Linked DNA regions of Homo sapiens: region 2 is linked to region 1. The links are chromatin contacts, found by Hi-C or POLR2A ChIA-PET in ENCODE. All regions are on one chromosome and are shown on one strand. The core of a region is the stretch at or near the end of the contact, and the rest is flanking DNA. Distances in the headings are between cores, read along the strand shown. Region 1 holds the start of GALNT18-AS1 (GALNT18 antisense RNA 1). Region 2 overlaps GALNT18 (polypeptide N-acetylgalactosaminyltransferase 18).

Region 1 (4,088 bases), core at 571-3,070:
TCACAAAACGAGAAAGTATGTGGAGCAGAACCACAGCCAACGCACAGCCCAGGTGACATAAGGAAGAAAGAAACTGTTGCTTTGTAAGCCACTGAGAGTTGAGGTTGTTTGTTATGCAGCCAGACTTCGCGACAACTGACTAATTACCCTTCAATACAGGAGTAGCAGGTAGCTCTGGGGAGTTGGCCAGCTCTTTGCACCTATGTCCTGTGGCTCCTATCACCCACCTAACAAAGCCCAGGCCTAGTTCCAATTTCACCATAACTCATTTTCCATCCATTTATACCCTAGGCTCCTTAAGAAGTGAATCTTCCCGGCAACACCCTTAGTTCATGACTCATCCTGCCAGTGACTCTGGTTAAGGGGGGAAAAAGGTAGGTTTAATGTTTCAGCAACGCCACTGGAGATCTCAGAGTAAAAATCACCCCCTTTTCCTCTCCTGGGGAGGCTCCACACCAAGAGCCAATGGAGACTCACTGTCTAAGATAGAGAGCAAGATGTACAGGAGAGGGCACTGGACTAGGAGTCTGGAGTTCTGGATTTGGATTCAGGCTAAGTCACTGGGCCATGTGACCCCCTTAAAACCACGGAGTCTCTAAGGGCCTGGGTGACCTAGTACAAGTCATTCCCTCTGTCTAAACTGATCAGTGGTTTTCAAACCCAGCATTGGTTTCCTTGGAGATGTCTTAGCCGATAGCTGAGATGAGAAGAAGCCTGTGGCCAATATAACCTCATCCCCTGCTTCTGCCAGATGGGCTCTGTTTTGATCTACTGTACAAATTCGGTTTCTAGGTAAGATGTTGCTTAGCCAAGAATCCCATAGCTAAATGCATTTCAAAATCACTGATCAGGTGATCTCTGAGGGCCTTTCCAGATCTGACACATGCTGATCCTCCCTGATGCCTGACTTCTTGTATATTCTGTGGCCACCCACTTCCTTGCCATTGTAGTCAAGGATTTACTAACACCCAGAGGGCACCCAGTAGTGAATGACTGACAAGCAAGAATGTAACAAGGTAGATTCACAACAACTCAACCAAGAGTTATAAAACAGCTTCCTCTATTTCTCCAAGGTGATTATTAGATTTTGGAAGGCTGAAGGGAAAAAAAAAAAAAAAAGCAGTTCAGAGACACCATCAAGGAAGTGAGCTCAATGTTTTAGCTTTCTACTTGTGGTTTATCTTCTGCCTTGAGTATCTGGGTAAGACCACCACTTGCCCCCACCCCAATACCCCAAGCTGGAAAAAGGTTCTTTGGAGTGAGATTCACACTTTTAGATCACTAAATACAGCCAACATGTCCTGGAAACCATCTCATGTTTATCACATCCTCTGGGAATTCTAAGAAATTCTGATCTCAGAGGGCTTGCAGACCATGGAACCTCTGCCCAAGGGGCTGGGAGCTTTTGGTTTCCCAAAGCCTCGTTTGAGTGGACCCATATTCTATCATAGGAGAACAAGGCCAAGTTCACTAAACCAAGGGCTATGTCCCATCTGCCTGGGCAAACTGTCCTTCCTGAAATGGCTGAACAATACCCAATGTGACAGGAATCCATCCATTCTTCCACCCAGCACTAACCATGGGACCCCAGAGCAGGACTAGGGTTGACTATGACCTACGTCCAAGTTGCTGGTAAGTAGGCAAGCAGTGAAGAGATGAGACATGGAGATCACAAAACAGGGCATGAGGTCTTTGGGGTAGCCATAGGAGAAAGGGAACTGAAACAGAGAGAGAGGCCAGTCCATGGAGACAGGAAAAGCTCAGGAAAGAGAAGAACTTTGGTTCGGGGACATTTATAAAGAGGGACAGAAGCAGAGCAGGCCACTCAGGAAGTGAGGGAGTGTGGCTTGGACTTTTCCTGGCTGGGAAAACACACAGAAAGAGCCTGTTTCCTCTGCAAGCAGAGACGTGAGGGAGCTCAGCCAGGCTGGGAGTGTCCAGAAGGCGGAGCCCCGGACTGGCTGGAAAAGAGAACTCCATCTCAGGAACCATGGTTTGCCCTGGAGAGCTTAGCACTGGGCTGAGCACACCGTGTGGGATTCAACGTGCTAAAGTGAGTCACCATGGGCCACCCCAAGAGCCTCCCAATTTGTCGCCTGCTTCCTTTCTTGCCCTCCACCCGCTCTGTTCTCCATGCCGTGGCCAGAACAACCTGATAGCACTGCAGACCTGTGTCTCCTCCCTTCTTAGACGCCCTGGCTGGGCTTGCACTGTGCATATCTGCTTCCCTCTCCTTACAGCTAGCCCACCAGCCCTCACATGATCTAGCCTCTGCGCACGACCCAAGCCTCATCCGGCCGTCCGGCCCCTGCCCTGCCCTTAACTGGCCTCCCTAGGTTTCTTGAACACACCATAACATACTTTCTTTTCCTCCTGGGGGACCCTGCCCTCTGCCTAGAAAGCTTTTTTCCACAATTCACCAAACCAGCTCTTCTTCCTTTCAGATCACAGTCTCAAAGCTCCCCCTGGCCACCCCAGCTCAGGAAGGATTTATTTCCCTACTTACACCTTGTTTCTCTCACACGCTCCATTTTTTGCCTTGACTGCACTTCTTGCAATGTGTACTGACCCATTTAATATCAGGCTTCAGCCCAAGTGTTGTGAAAAGGCAATGATCTCAGGTCTCCATTGCATCCCCAGCACGAGCAGAGTCCCTGGCACATTCAGGGCTCAGCACACTGTTGAACAATGGAATGAACAGGTAATTTACTTGCCTGTAAAGAGTTACTCTCCAAATTATCCCCACATCTTCCCTCTTACCAACCAGTTAAACCCATGCTATATTAAAGACATGAGGTATTAGTAACAGTTAACATCCACTGAGTGTTTTTCATGGGCCCCAAGTTTTCCTGGGTTGAGCACACTGTGTGTGATTCAACATGCTAAACTGAGTCACCATGGGCCACCCTAAGAACCTCCTAATTTGTTGCCTGCTTCCTTTCTTGCCTTCATTTAACCCTCACAGCAACCTAATGAGGTCAGTCTTATTCTTTCCATTTTACAGATGAAAAAAATCAAGGCTTAAGATTAACTTAGCAGTTTATCCAACAGCTCCTGGCTAGTCAGTGTCAGGACCAGGATTTCAATCCAGGCAGCCTGACCCTTGGGCTGTGTGTATAGCTACCTTCAGACACAAAAGGAAAAGGTCCCAAGGGCATGTCTTTGGAGAATCAACCCCTGACTTTGTGTGGTGGAAACAGAAAACCAATGAGTCTGCAATAGGTGTCTCAGCAGGCTGGGAAATGAGGTTATTTGGTGATAAATCTAACTCTTCAAAATTAGCTCTGCTCTCTGAGTCCGGGTGCCTGTGCTTCCAGAAGCCCCCCAAGGCTCTAGTCCTCTAATGACTAGGTCAGATCAAAGTCAGAGTTCCCAGTGAACACCAGCTTTCTGGTGGGACATGCCTCTTCCTGGGCAGTGAGGCCCACTGTGCAGATCAACCGCATGTCCAGGAGCCCTTGCAATGGGCTGAGCTGGCTTTGGCCACCTCTTGTCAATTAGCCATGTCCAGGCTAATTGACAAGAATATTTTGACAAAGGATGTTTCAATCCTATTTAAATAGACTTTCTCCACAAATCCCATAACACGTAATGAGGTTATTTTATCTAGAAAGATATCCAATGACCTGGAAAAAAAAATTGGTGTGTGTTAAAGTGACCCTATGTCTGCATTTCCACAAGCTTCTCTAAAACTTACTGACGACAGTATCTGCCTGGCTACAGACTGTGAAGGTGTTTATTCATTCCAGAGTCCCTTTCCTGTCCCTCTGCCCTGGGGAAACACAGTGAGCTGTATGCCCAGCAGTGTAGACCACAGACCCCACACTAACTGGGCATAGGAATTCCCTGGGAAGCACTTTACAAATACAGATTTCCAGGCTCCCCCACTGAAGAGCATGATTCAGCAGATCTGAGGTGTGGCACAGGACTCTGTATTTTCCTGGTTCTCCAGCTCTCCCTGTGCAAGCAGGCCTGTGCCGCAGGGCGTGGGCATCATCGAGTAGTGGTGTGGATGCTGTTGGCATGTAGTGTCTTGCCGGGATCCAGGCCTAGCCACTCCTTTCTGTGGGATCCTTGACCACGTAACC
Region 2 (3,885 bases), core at 100-2,599, 48 kb before region 1:
AGCGCTTACTGCATGCCCTGCAGGCACTGTTCTGAAGGCTTTACAGAGATTTCCCCCATTTAATCCTCAAAAGAACACCATGAGGGAGGTCCAATTATTTTCTCCATTTTAAAGATGGGAAAACTGAGGCACAGAGGGCTTAAATAACCTGCCAGATCACCCAGGGAGCAAATGGTAGAGCAAGATTCAAGCGCAAGCAGCGAGGCGCCTGGGTGTGTTCTCTGGCCTGCTGAGCTAGTGTGAGCATGCCCACTGCACCCGTCAGCCACAGACACAGCCCCTGGGAAGCAGCCTGCTTCCCATTCCCCTGCCCCAGCATGTCAGACATCTCTGAAAAGATGTTCCATGCCACTCACCGAGCAGACCTGAACAGTCCCAGAGATGACCTAGGGCCTGTGTGGCGTGCAAGGGGATGTTGTGGGCTGGCTTCCTGTGAGGCAGCCTCTGAGGTAGAGAAGGGCAGCAGGACGCTGAGTAGGGAGAGCTCTGGGGACCCACACCTCTGGGAGCAGGAGAAAGCTAGATGGGGCAGAGGGAGAGCCAGGCTGCAGCACAGTGCTGACCACGATGGGAGGGTTAAAGATGGGGTGGCCTGCACAGCTGTCACAGGCTGGAGTGAAGGAACCCCTTCCTGGTCAGGCATTTCCTGTGGATCAGTCCGGGGAGGGGCGTGGGCCAGGCAAGGCAGTCCCCTCAGCAGGAGCACCCCATAGGCAGCTGAGGCTTCTGCAGGCCCTACACCAGCATGTGGGGAAACTAGTCCTGCATTCCTGGCAGGGATCGGGAAGCACATCGCAGGGTCCACCGTAGGGAGCCTTAGAGCCCCTGGCTGGCCTTCCACTGCTGTCTAGGAAGGCTCCCCGTGCCCTTGTTCCTGGCTACCTGGCTGTATCCTCCAGCACACATCTCTCACTGGGGCTGACAGCAGCCACGGGCTGGCAATTCCTCAGGGAGGAAAGCTTTAGGAATCTCGTATCCTCTTCCTTTCCACCCAAGGCCCACCACCTCCTGGCTCTCTTTTGTGCCCCATAATGAGCCCTGAATTAGTTGACACCTCCACCTCACTAGCGAGCTAGAAGTTCTCTAAGGATCTTAAAGATCACCACTATCTGGATACAAACAGGGGTACAAACTAGCAAACATTTTTAAATTACAAGAAAGGTAAAACCTTGGAAAGTCTGTCGGGAGCTCTGGTGACTTACGGTGTAAGCCCCACCTGCTAGAATGCTCAGCCCACTCTCTGGCCACCAGCTAGACTCACTCCTCATCCCTCATCCTTTAATCCAAGTCAGTGACTCTCTAAGTCCCTTCATAGTGACTTGCTCTCCAGTTCTCGGGACGCTGCAGGCCTTGTGAAGAGCCAAACAGATGCTCAGGAGGTCAGAGAGAGTTCTGATTACACCACGGAAGAAACTCGAGGCCAGGCAGCCACTTTCCTGAGCTCCAACTTCATTCCTGAACCGTTCAGTCCTCTTATTCACTATCAGAAAATGGCAGAGAAGATTACAGTGGCGGGAGAACAAAAATTGCTCAAAGCCACCTTCTTCCTAAACATAATTTACAGTACAATGACAGTCACTTCCGATGAAGCTTATGTGAAGGGAACGGAGGTGACTCAGGCGAGCCCACTCAGAAACCCAGCCCACACACCTTTGGCCAGGAAAGGAAGCCAACACGCACTTCACCATAGAGTCCCAGGGCAGCCAGAGCCAAATGGGTGGCTGCACCTGTTCCTGCAGTAATGTTGGCCCTACAGGGACTTTCTCGCTTTAACCCCATAAAGGAAGCACAGAGACCAGCTGACCCCAGAGAGGCCACTGTCAAGAACACTTTCCTGAGGCCCAAGAAAAGGGAAGAATCAAATATCAGACACAGCAAGTGACTTACAAATGGAGAAGACCCTAGAGCCATGTCAGCCACACTGGGGCGGGATGACTTCTACCCACCCTAGGAAGGAAGGAAGGAAGGAAGGCCCTAGGAGGCCCCAGGCCTCTTCTATCCCAAGAATCCTCCCCCTGAGGTGCTACTCTCCTCCTACCTCCACATGACCTCTCCTCATTCTGGGGAATAACCATCAGGTCAAACACACATCGGTCCCTGCCCTACAAACTCTATGCCCCATCTCTGAGAGACGGCTGCCCAAACTGGAAGCTCTTAAGCTTCCCTGCATCCCATCCCTCTTTCCACACAACTTCCAGTGGCCGACAGGACTTAAGGCTAAGAACGGGAATGGGGCCAGGCTTCAGGGTCCTCCCATCAGAGGGAAGGAGGGGATGAGAGTGTCCCTTGATTTTTTGTAGTTGTTTCTGACCCAAAGCCCTGCCACATAGCACAGACAAGAGATGAAGAATCATGCCCACAGAAACACGCAGCCCTGCGTCAGCTGTCCCACCACCACTCAGCTCAACAAGCAGAGGGAAGACCTCTGACTGGTCCATGCCACATGCCACGCTCCTTGGGACCACTGCAGAAGAGCTCAAAGCCTGCTAGAATCCTGACACAAGCTACTGTGACTGGATTTTTTTCTGGATGTTGAAACACAAAAACAAAACAGACAGTCCACTGTATCCACAGAACTCAAGATGTCTAACAGTCTCAGTGTGGCGGCTCCTTCTCCACCGACAAAGACACTTGTCACGCAGCTAGCTGTGCACAATCTGTGCCACTTGTTTCAGAAGTCTGGAGCACACATTTGCCACACAGACAGCATGGGTTAGACTAGCTTCCTATTCAAATCTGGGTTTACAGTCTCCCCACCCTTACTCTGAAATTCTCTTGGAGCACCAAACATGAAACTTCTTCCCCTGTCCTCAGATTAGGCAGATGAGAGTAAAGTAAGAGACTGAGCGCAGTGCAGTCCACTAACAATTCAGGCAGAGGCTCTCCCTTACAAACTGCTTGCCAAGAAAGTAGCAATTTACATGCTTTTTCTTATTACAAGCCCTTTCATTATGTCCGCAAGATCAATTCCATCTGAGTGAAGGTCTACAGTGCTATTTTGAGCCAGGAGGTCTGCCTTCCAGTTTTGCCACCCACAGACATTATGAACTTGAGAAAGTCATTTCACTTTCTTTCAAAGAACTGCAATCAGAATAGGTCCTGCATGCCCTCCAAGTACAGCATCTCTTTTAATACAACAGCTGTTTGAGGCAAATCTTGTCACTCTCACAGGTGAGGACAATGTCACAGGTGAGGAAATGGAGGCTCATGGAAGTTAAGTAGCTTGCTTGCTCTGTGCAGAGGTAACCGAGAGCTACCTCTAGAGGTCTTCAAACTCAAGAAGTCTGGTTTCAAAGCTAATGCTCTTAAAATTCTTACACCGTGCCACTTTGGGAGGCTGAGGCGGGTGGATCATGAGGTCAGGAGATCGAGACCATCTTGGCTAACACAGTGAAACCCCGTCTCTACTAAAAATACAAAAAATTAGCCAGGCGTGTTGGTGGGCTCCTGTAGTCCCAGCTACTCGGGAGGCTGAGGCAGGAGAATGGTGAGAACCCGGGAGGAAGAGGTTGCAGTGAGCCGAGATCGCACCACTGCACTCCAGCCTGGGCAACAGAGCGAGACTCCATCTCAAAAAAAAAAAAAAATATCGTACACCCTGCCTCCCTGGGAAAGGAGGTAGGACACACGGCTGCAAGCAACAGCAACAGCACTGGCTAACATGGGTCAGAAGTGAATTAATTAAAGGACACTGGGAAGCTCATGGAATTGCCAAGAGAGGTAGCGAACCAGGCTCTCAGGTCACCAAGAACATCACCCCAAATCTTATTACTTCAGTAGAGGACCCTCTGGGCACTGCCAATACTGTGGATACTGGGCACTGCATTGCAGCTACCAGCACCCCAAGAACTCAAGGCTCCTGGCACTTCAGCTAGTGCGAGGTAC

What was found. A loop is a pair of places that touch in the nucleus more often than their neighbours do. ChIA-PET counts read pairs that join two places held with the same protein, here RNA polymerase II (POLR2A). Pooled maps may share reads with other maps.
Region 2: a map of DLD1 shows a loop between it and region 1 (6-fold over the local background). The contact joins the enhancer-like site here to the promoter of GALNT18-AS1 in region 1. A Hi-C loop is called at or near these places in 15 of 168 maps with a recorded cell type or tissue (DLD1, astrocyte of the cerebellum, cardiac septum and 6 more) and 7 of 50 pooled maps. POLR2A ChIA-PET finds 5 or more read pairs at or near these places in 3 of 52 experiments (Panc1, SK-N-SH and WTC11).

What each region holds. Positions count from the first base shown.
Region 1 is chr11:11,568,145-11,572,232 of GRCh38, forward strand. It overlaps GALNT18-AS1 (GALNT18 antisense RNA 1), which reads left to right and starts at 1,821. Exons shown (of 2, transcript XR_007062595.1): 1 at 1,821-2,053. All of the region lies in intron 1 of GALNT18 (polypeptide N-acetylgalactosaminyltransferase 18), which reads right to left. RefSeq lists an enhancer at 2,160-2,659.
Region 2 is chr11:11,520,147-11,524,031 of GRCh38, forward strand. All of the region lies in intron 1 of GALNT18 (polypeptide N-acetylgalactosaminyltransferase 18), which reads right to left. Among named protein-coding and RNA genes, the nearest start is that of GALNT18-AS1, 48 kb to the right of the region's middle. Within about 2 kb of position 1,350, at least 2 of the 41 ENCODE cell types and tissues checked have a DNase peak (open chromatin) inside an H3K27ac peak, as active enhancers do.